Linked DNA regions of Homo sapiens: all the other regions are linked to region 1. The links are chromatin contacts, found by Hi-C or POLR2A ChIA-PET in ENCODE. All regions are on one chromosome and are shown on one strand. The core of a region is the stretch at or near the end of the contact, and the rest is flanking DNA. Distances in the headings are between cores, read along the strand shown.

What was found. A loop is a pair of places that touch in the nucleus more often than their neighbours do. ChIA-PET counts read pairs that join two places held with the same protein, here RNA polymerase II (POLR2A). Pooled maps may share reads with other maps.
Region 2: a map of OCI-LY7 shows a loop between it and region 1 (4-fold over the local background). The contact joins two enhancer-like sites. A Hi-C loop is called at or near these places in 4 of 168 maps with a recorded cell type or tissue (CD4-positive, alpha-beta T cell, Calu3, OCI-LY7 and 1 more), 1 of 37 single-sample maps with no recorded cell type and 3 of 50 pooled maps. POLR2A ChIA-PET finds 5 or more read pairs at or near these places in 2 of 52 experiments (MCF 10A and Panc1).
Region 3: a loop to region 1 is called in a map of Jurkat, with 2.2 times the contacts of the local background. The contact joins two enhancer-like sites. A Hi-C loop is called at or near these places in 6 of 168 maps with a recorded cell type or tissue (CD4-positive, alpha-beta memory T cell, GM12878, Jurkat and 2 more), 30 of 37 single-sample maps with no recorded cell type and 16 of 50 pooled maps. POLR2A ChIA-PET finds 5 or more read pairs at or near these places in 6 of 52 experiments (MCF 10A, activated B cell, activated CD4-positive, alpha-beta T cell and 3 more).

What each region holds. Positions count from the first base shown.
Region 1 is chr21:17,687,930-17,690,629 of GRCh38, forward strand. No RefSeq gene overlaps it. Among named protein-coding and RNA genes, the nearest start is that of BTG3, 76 kb to the left of the region's middle. RefSeq lists an enhancer at 453-1,355. Within about 2 kb of position 1,367, at least 9 of the 41 ENCODE cell types and tissues checked have a DNase peak (open chromatin) inside an H3K27ac peak, as active enhancers do.
Region 2 is chr21:17,757,364-17,760,063 of GRCh38, forward strand. The region is part of intron 2 of LOC124900465 (a long non-coding RNA gene); the gene reads left to right. Among named protein-coding and RNA genes, the nearest start is that of C21orf91-OT1, 34 kb to the right of the region's middle. Within about 2 kb of position 1,413, at least 2 of the 41 ENCODE cell types and tissues checked have a DNase peak (open chromatin) inside an H3K27ac peak, as active enhancers do.
Region 3 is chr21:17,774,197-17,776,896 of GRCh38, forward strand. The region is part of intron 2 of LOC124900465 (a long non-coding RNA gene); the gene reads left to right. Among named protein-coding and RNA genes, the nearest start is that of C21orf91-OT1, 17 kb to the right of the region's middle. RefSeq lists an enhancer at 1,486-1,535. Within about 2 kb of position 1,320, at least 4 of the 41 ENCODE cell types and tissues checked have a DNase peak (open chromatin) inside an H3K27ac peak, as active enhancers do.

The DNA.
Region 1 (2,700 bases), core at 117-2,616:
TAGGTTACTTGGTGCTTCTGTCTTGTGGCTTTTAAGATTCTTTCCTTTGTCTTAACTTTGGATAACCTGATGACAATGTGGCTAGGCAAAGATCTTTTTGCAATGAATTTCCCAGGTGTCCTTTGTGCTTCTTGTACTTGGCTCTCTAGATCTCTCACAAGGCCAGGGAATTTTTCCTTAATTATTCCCTCAAACATGTTTTCCAGGCTTTTAGAATTCTCTTCTTCCTCAGGTACACCAATTTTTCTTAGGTTTGGTTGTTTAACATAATCCCAGACTTCTTGGAGGCTTTGTTTATATTTTCTTATTCTTTTCTCTTTGTCAGATTGGGTTAATTCAAAGACCTTGTCTTTGAGCTCTGAATTTCTTCCTTCTACTTGTTCAATTCTATTGCTGTGACTTTCCAGAGCATTTCAGATTTCTAAAAGTGTGTCCAAAGTTTCCTGAATTTTTATTGTTTTTTCTTTAAGTGATCTATATCCATGAATATTTCTCCCTTCACTTCTTGTATCAGTTTTTTGGATTTCTTTGCATTGGGCTTCACCTTTCTCTGGTCCCTCCCTGATTAGCTTATTAACTAACCTCCTGAATTCTTTTTTCAGGTAAATCAGGGATTTCTTCTTGGTTTGGATCCATTGCTGGTGAACAAGTGTGATTTTTTGGGGGTATTGAAGAGCCTGGTTTTGTCATATTACCAGGATTGGTTTTCTGGTTCTTTCTCATTTGGGTAGGCTCTGTCAGAGGGAAGGTCTAGGGCTGAAGGCTGTTGTTCAGGTTCTTTTGTCCCATGGGGTGTTCTCTTGATGTAGTACTGTCTCCCTTTTCCTATAGATGTGGCTTCCTGTGAGCTGAACTGCAGTGATTGTTGTCTCTCTTCTGGGTCTAGCCACCCAGCGAGTTTCCCAGCTCTGGGCTGGTACTGGGGTTTGTCTGCACAGAGTCCTGTGATGTGAACCATCTATGGGTCTCTCAGCTGTGGTTACCAGCACCTTTTCGGGTGGAACTGGCAGAAGGTGCAATGGGCTCTGTGAGGTTCCTTAGCTTTGGTGGTTTAATGCTCTATTTTTGTGCTGTTTGGCCTCCTGCCAGGAGGTGGCGCTTTCCAGAAAGCATCAGCTGCAGTAGTGTGGAGAGGGACTGGCAGTGGGTGTGGCCCTAGAACTCCCAAGATTATATGCCCTTTGTCTTGCACTACCGGGGTGGATAGGCTAGGACCACCAGGTGGGGGCAGGGCTGGGTGTGTCTGAGCTCAGACTCTCCATGGGCGGGTCTTGCTGCTGCTGCTGTGGGGGATAGGGTTGAGGTTCCCAGGTCACTGGACTTGTGTACCTAGCAGGATTATGGCTGCCTCTGCTGAGTCATGCAGGTTGTCAGGGAAGTGGGGGAAAGCCGGCAGTCACAGACCTCACCCAGCTCCCATGCAAACTGAAGGGCTGGTCTCACTCCCACCATGCCCTGGCCAACAGCCCAGAATCTGTTTCCAGGAGGAGGGTGAGATGGGCTTGAAAATTTGCCTGAGGCTATCCACCTCCCAGCTGGGAGAGAATAACGCTTTAGTTCTTCTCCTGCCTGTGAAGTCTGCATGCCTGATTCGTGCCCTCCCGAGTTCTTGCCCAGAGGCTTCTTGCCCTGTTCAAATTGTTACAAAGTTCAGCTAGAGAATTCCTTCTCCCTGTAGTTTCACCCCCTGCTCCTCTGGCCACCCTCCTGATGTGTGGTCCCAGGCAGGAACTGGCTGCTTAGGGACCCAGCGAGCTCCCAGGGCCTTTCTGCTGCTTCCTCTACCCCATATTTCACTCGGCTCTCTAACTGGACTCGGCACCAGGTAAAGTCGAAAACTTCTCCCTCAAACAGAACTTCGGTTTCTCCAGTGGGTGTGTGTGTCCAGGAGAGGTGGATCTTCCTTTCCCACTTCTATGGTTGGGACACTCACAGTATTTGGGGTGTCTCCCAGGTCCTGCAGGAGCAGTCTGCTTCCTTCAGAGGATCTGTAGTTCCTCTCGGTGTTGCTGGTTTGTTTTTGCAGTCAATGTATTTGACTTTTTAAAATTCTGGTCCAACGTATTTTAAATCCCCAATTCATGGGTTATAATCACAAAGACATAAGGATGAATTTGAGGCTCTGGAACTGAGCTCCTGGGTCTCTGTCTTGCCTGATCCTCTTAGCTGGAGGCAGAGTCAGAGCTCTGGGTTTAGGTCACTTGAGCAGGTACAGAATAGTGTGAGTGATGGATGGGTTAATATGCCTACCATCTCTTCTCTTAAGCACCAGGTGGGGAGAAGACCAAGCAGGGAGATGTCAAGTCCTCATGTCAGGGGCATTTGAACTAGAGTGACTCCATCTTGAATGGGGGCTAGGTAAAATAAGGCTGAGACCTGCTGGGCTGCATTCCCAGGAGGTTAAGGCATTCTTAGTCACAGGATGAGATAGGAAGTCAGCACAAGATACAGTTAACAAAGACCTTGCTGATAAAATAGCATGTGGTAAAGAAGCTGGCCAAATCCCACCAATGCCAAGATGGCGACAAAAGTGACTTCTGATCACTTTCATTATATGCTAATTGTCATTACACACTAATTAGAATGTATTAACATCCTAAAAGACATACCCACCAGCACAACAACAGTTTACAAATGCCATGGGAATGTCAGGGCAATCTAAAAAAAGGGGGAACCCTCAGTTCCAGGAATTGCCCACCC
Region 2 (2,700 bases), core at 163-2,662, 69 kb after region 1:
ATTGGTGCATTCACAAACCCTGAGCTAGACACAGGGTGCTGATTGGTGTGTTTGCAAACCTTGAGCTAGATACGGAGTGCTGATTGGTGTATTTACAATCCCTTAGCTAGACATAAAGGTTCTCCAAGTCCCCATCAGACTCAGGAGCCCAGCTGGCTTCACCCAGTGGATCTGGCACTGGGGTCGCAGGTGGAGCTGCCTGCCAGTCCCGTGCCGTGTGCCTGCACTCCTCAGCTCTTGGGTGGTCGATGGGACTGGGCACTGTGGAGCAGGGGGTGGTGCTCCTAGGGGAGGCTCGGGCCCCACAGGAGCCCACTGAGAGAGGGGGAGGCTCAGGCATGGCGTGCTGCAGGTCCCGAGCCCTGCCCGGCAGGGTGGCAGCTAAGACCCGGCGAGAAATCCAGTGCAGCGCCGGTGGGCCAGCACTGCTGGGGGACCCAGCCCACCCTCCGCAGCCTCCTGGCCCAGGTGCTAAGCCCCTCATTGCCCGGGCTGGCCTGCCAGCCCGCTGCTCCAAGTGCAGGGCCCACGGAGCCCACGCCCACCCAGAACTCGCACTGGCCCGCAAGCATGGCATGCAGCCCTGGTTCCCTCCTGCGCCCCTCCCTCCACACCTCCCCGCAAGCTGAGGGAGTCGGCTCCGGCCTTGGCCAGCCCAGAAAGGGGCCCCCACAGTGCAGCGGCGGGCTGAAGGGCTCCTCAAGCACAGGCAGAGTGGGCGCCAAGGCCGAGGAGGCACCGAGAGCGAGTGAGGGCTGTGAGGGCTGCCAGCACGCTGTCACCTCTCACAGCCTCTGCCTCCCAGGTACAAGTGATTCTCCTGCCTCAGCCTCCTGAGTAGCTGGGATTACAGGTATGCACCACCATAACTGGTTTTGATCGATTCTTTTTTTGTGTCCTTGAGAGGGTTTTAAAATTGTCTACCTTTAGCTCTTGTTCATTTCTTATTAAGATAATTTCTAAGTATTCTATAATTTTTGTTGCTATTGCTGGGGCTTGGAATGCAATACCCCATAGTATGGCACCTTGGCAGGCTGAATACTTTGGACTGAAGGAAATTGGAAAGGCCTCAGAAGCAAGCTCTTTCTGACCTTCTCCCATCCTCCTGTTCCTCTGTCTCCCCTAAATCTAAGTGAGTCTTAAAAACCAGAATTCCTCTTCCCCAAGGTAGGTCATAAAAACTTGAACCCCTCTACCCCAAATCAAATCATAAAACCTATAAATGTCACACTCTCCCTTCTCCCTTAAGACCCTTATTAGATGCAGGTCCTCCCCTATATCTGGGAAAAAGGCATCCTTCACAGAGAAATCAAGAAGTATCTGAACAGAGAGGCCTGCTGGTGTCCCCCCTGCTGTGGTTTGGATATGGTTTGTTTGGCCCCACTGAGTCTTATGTTGAAATTTGATTCCAATGTTGCAAGTGGGGTGTGGTAAGAGATGTTTGGGCCATGAGGGTGGATCCCTCATGAGTGACTTGGTTCCATTCTCACAGGAGTGAGTTCTCACTCTTAGCTCCCAAAACAACTGTTTGTTGAAAAGAGCCTGATACCGCCTCCTGTCTCCCTCTTGCTTCCTGTCCTGGTGTGTGACCTCTGTACACTTCGGGTTCCCTTTGCCTTCTGCCGTGAGTAGAAGCAGCCTGACGCTCTTGCCAGAGCAGATGCTAGTGCTATGCTTCTGGCATGGCCAGCAGAACTGTGAGCCACATTTTCTTTATAAATTACCCAGCCTCAGGTATTTCTTTATTGCAACACAAATGAATTAAGGCACCCTCTCATTCTATTACCATTGGATCGTGTCCATTGTCTAATCACATTTCTCCACAGCTGTCCAATCTTCATTGGACCTAAGCCCTGGGTCTTTGGGTCTTCAATTCTGAAGTTTCCTGTGTTACCTAAAACTTCGGTTAAATACATTTGTTATGCTTTTCTCTTGTTAACCTGCCTTTTGTTAGAGGAGTGTCAGCTGTGACCCTTATGATGGGTGAGAAAATGTATCACATCTTTCTGACCCTACACTATTGTAAATGGGACGATCACTGGTTACTAATGTCAATAGAAGTGACTCCTATGTAGCACAGCAGTAAGAATGGCCTCTTACTGGGTCAGCTAATCCCACACAGTAGATTAAAACAAGTTCATTTCTAGGAAAACATTCTCTCCATCACATTAAAAAATTTATTTTTTAAAATTCGCAAACAAAATTGTATATATTTATCATGTATGACATGATGTCTTGAAATATATAATCCCAAAGGGCTGGGATTACAGATGTGAGCCGCCGTGCCTGGCCAAAGGGAAATTTTTATGTGAGGTTTCTAAAAATGTTCCTTAAAGGGAATTGACTCATCTTAGACAAATACAGACTAAAGAGTCTTAGCTTCTCCCTCTTAAAAGTAAGGGAAGATAACATCACTCTCCTCCTTTTCCTTAGAGTGTTTATTTTGGAAATTTATAACTGCAAGTACTTTCTGCTCTCTTAGAAATGTATGTAAATTGTTTTGAAAAGTAGATAGGCCCTTTGTCAACTTGACCCTAGAATGCCTTTCTCAAGAACTCAGGAAGGAACCATCTTCTTTGAATGTAAACATTCAAGGAAGATAGCTTCCTATCTCCTAGTTTCAGTAGGAGAGTAGGGGAGTAATTTTAGCCTGACTCCAAGTTGTAAAACTACCTCCTGTCCAAACAATATGAGAAGTTT
Region 3 (2,700 bases), core at 70-2,569, 86 kb after region 1:
CCTTGGTGAATCTGATAATTATGTGTCTTGGGGTTGCTCTTCTCGAGGAGTATCTTTGTGGTGTTCTCTGTATATCCTGAATTTGAATGTTGGCCTGCCTTGCTAGGTTGAGGAAGTTCTCCTGGATAATATCCTGAAGAGTGTTTTCCAACTTGGTTCCATTTTCCCCGTCACTTTCAGGTACACCAATCAAATGTAGGTTTGGTCTTTTCACATAGTCCCATATTTCTTGGAGTCTTTGTTCGTTCCTTTTCATTCCTTTTTCTCTAATCTTGTCTTCACACTTTATTTCATTAAGTTGATCTTCAGTCTCATATCTTTTCTTCTGCTTGATGGATTTGGCTATTGATACTTGTGTATGCTCACAAAGTTCTCGTGCTGTGTTTTTCAGGTCCATCACGTCATTTATGTTCTTCTCTTAACTGGTTATTCTAGTTAGCGATTCCTCTAACCTTTTTTCAAGGTTCTCAGCTTCCTTGCATTGGGTTAGAACATGCTCCTTTAGCTTGGAGGAGTTTGTTATTACCCACCTTCTGAAGCCTACTTCTGTCAATTCGTCAAACTCATTCTCTGTCCAGTTTTGTTCCTTTGCTAGAGAGGAGTTGTGATCCTTTGGAGGAGAAGAGGCGTTCTGGTTTTTGGAATTTTCAGCCTTTTTGCACTGGTTTTTCCTCATCTTCATGGATTTATCTACCTTTGGTCTTTAATGTTGGTGACCTTCAGATGGGGTTTCCGTGTGGATGTCCTTTTTGTTGATGCTATTCCTTTCTGTTTGTTAGTTTTCCTTTTAACAGTCAGCCCCTCTGCTGCAGGTCTGCTGGAGTTTGCTGGGGGTCCACTCCAGACCCTGTTTGCCTGGGTATCACCAGCAGAGGCTGCAGAAGAGCAAAGATTGCTGCCTGCTTCTTCCTCTGGAAGCACTGTCCCAGAGGGGCACCCGCCAGATACCAGCCGGAGCTCTCCTGTATGAGGTGTCTGTCTTCCCCTGCTGGGAGGTGTCTTCCAGTCAGGAGGCAAAGGGGTCAGGGACCCACTTGAGGAGGGCATCTGTTCCTTAGCAGAGCTCGAGCACTGTGCTGGGAGGTCCGCCGCTTTCTTGAGAGCCAGCAGGCAGTAACGTTTAAGTCTGCTGAAGCTGTGCCCACAGCCGCCCCTTCCCCCAGATGCTCTGTCCCAGGGAGATGGGAGTTTTATTTATAAGCTCCTGACTGGGGCTGCTGCCTTTCTTTCGAGATGCCCTGCTCAGAGAGGAGGAATCTAGAGAGGCAGGCTGGCAGTATCAGCTTTGCCGAGATGTGGTGGGCTCCGCCCAGTTTGAACTTCTGAGAGGCTTTGTTTACACTATGAGGGGAAAACCACCTACTGAACCCTCAGTAATGGCAGACGCCCCTCCCTCCACCAAGCTCTAGTGTCCCAGGTCGACTTCAGACTGCTGTGCTGGCAGCGAGAATTTCAAGCCAGTGGATCTTAGCTTGCTGGGCTCTGTGGGAGTGGGATCTGCTAACCTAGACCACTTGGCTTCCTGGTTTCAGCCCCCTTTCCAGGGGAGCGAATGGTTCTGCCTCGCTGGCATTCCAGATGCCACTGGGGTATGAAAAACTACTCCTGCAGCTAGCTTGGTGTCTGCCCAAACGGCCGCCCAGTTTTGTGCTTGAAACCCTGGGGCCTGGTGGTATAGGTACCAGAGGGAATCTCCTGGTCTTCAGGTTGCGAAGATCATGGGGAAAGCGTAGCATCTGGGCCAGAGTGCACCGTTACTCATGGTACAGTCCTTCATGACTTCCTGTGGCTAGGGGAGGGAGTTCCCCGACCCGTTGCACTTCCCAGCTGAGGTGATGCCCCACCCTGCTTCAGCTCGCCCTCCGTGGGCTGCACCCACTGTCTAACTAGTCTTAATGAGATGAGCCGTGTACCTCAGTTGGAAATGCAGAAATCACCTGCCTTCTGCACTGATCTCTCTGGGAGCTGCAGACCAGAGCTGTTCCTGTTTGGCCATCTTGCCAGCCACTCCTGTTGTCTGTTTTTTAAGAGGAGCATTTTACACTTTGTTGGTAATGAATAGAATGGGGTGCAGAATCATTGAATTATGGGAGGCATCTGTTTATGTGCCTGTTATAAAATAGGAGTTTTTATGACCCAGGGATAGATTGATGAATAGGCCTTTGAATGATAGCTGAAGAAACAGCACTTTTATAGTCTCCTACTTTTTAAACTAAAAGATCATCTATGAACAGCAAATTCGATCTATGATCTGGTTCATTTAATTAATATCACATGACTATTTGAATGTATAATTTCTCCTTTCATATAGATAACTCTTAAGCACAAGAGCAGCTTGCAAGGCAAATTTGCTGATGCTTAAAAACCCAAACAAATGGGGTAAGTCATAAGAGGCGATAAGAACAGTACATTTTGTCAATAGATACTAGACTTACTGAAAGTTGGAGCAAGACTCTGGTAGCCAGAAGGGCTGTCTCAAATCCCAGCTCCACCCCTTATAATAGAATAATTTCGTCAATGCAAATGTGTGCCTTCGTTTCCCATCTGTAAAGTAATAGTTCCCACTTTTTAGGTTTGTTAAGAGGATGAACTCATTTAATGATTGTAAAGTATTAGAACAACTCATGGCACTTGGTGGTTTTTGTATAGCATTTTATTATTATGTATTATTATTATTTATTCCCATGTCCTTTGGACTTT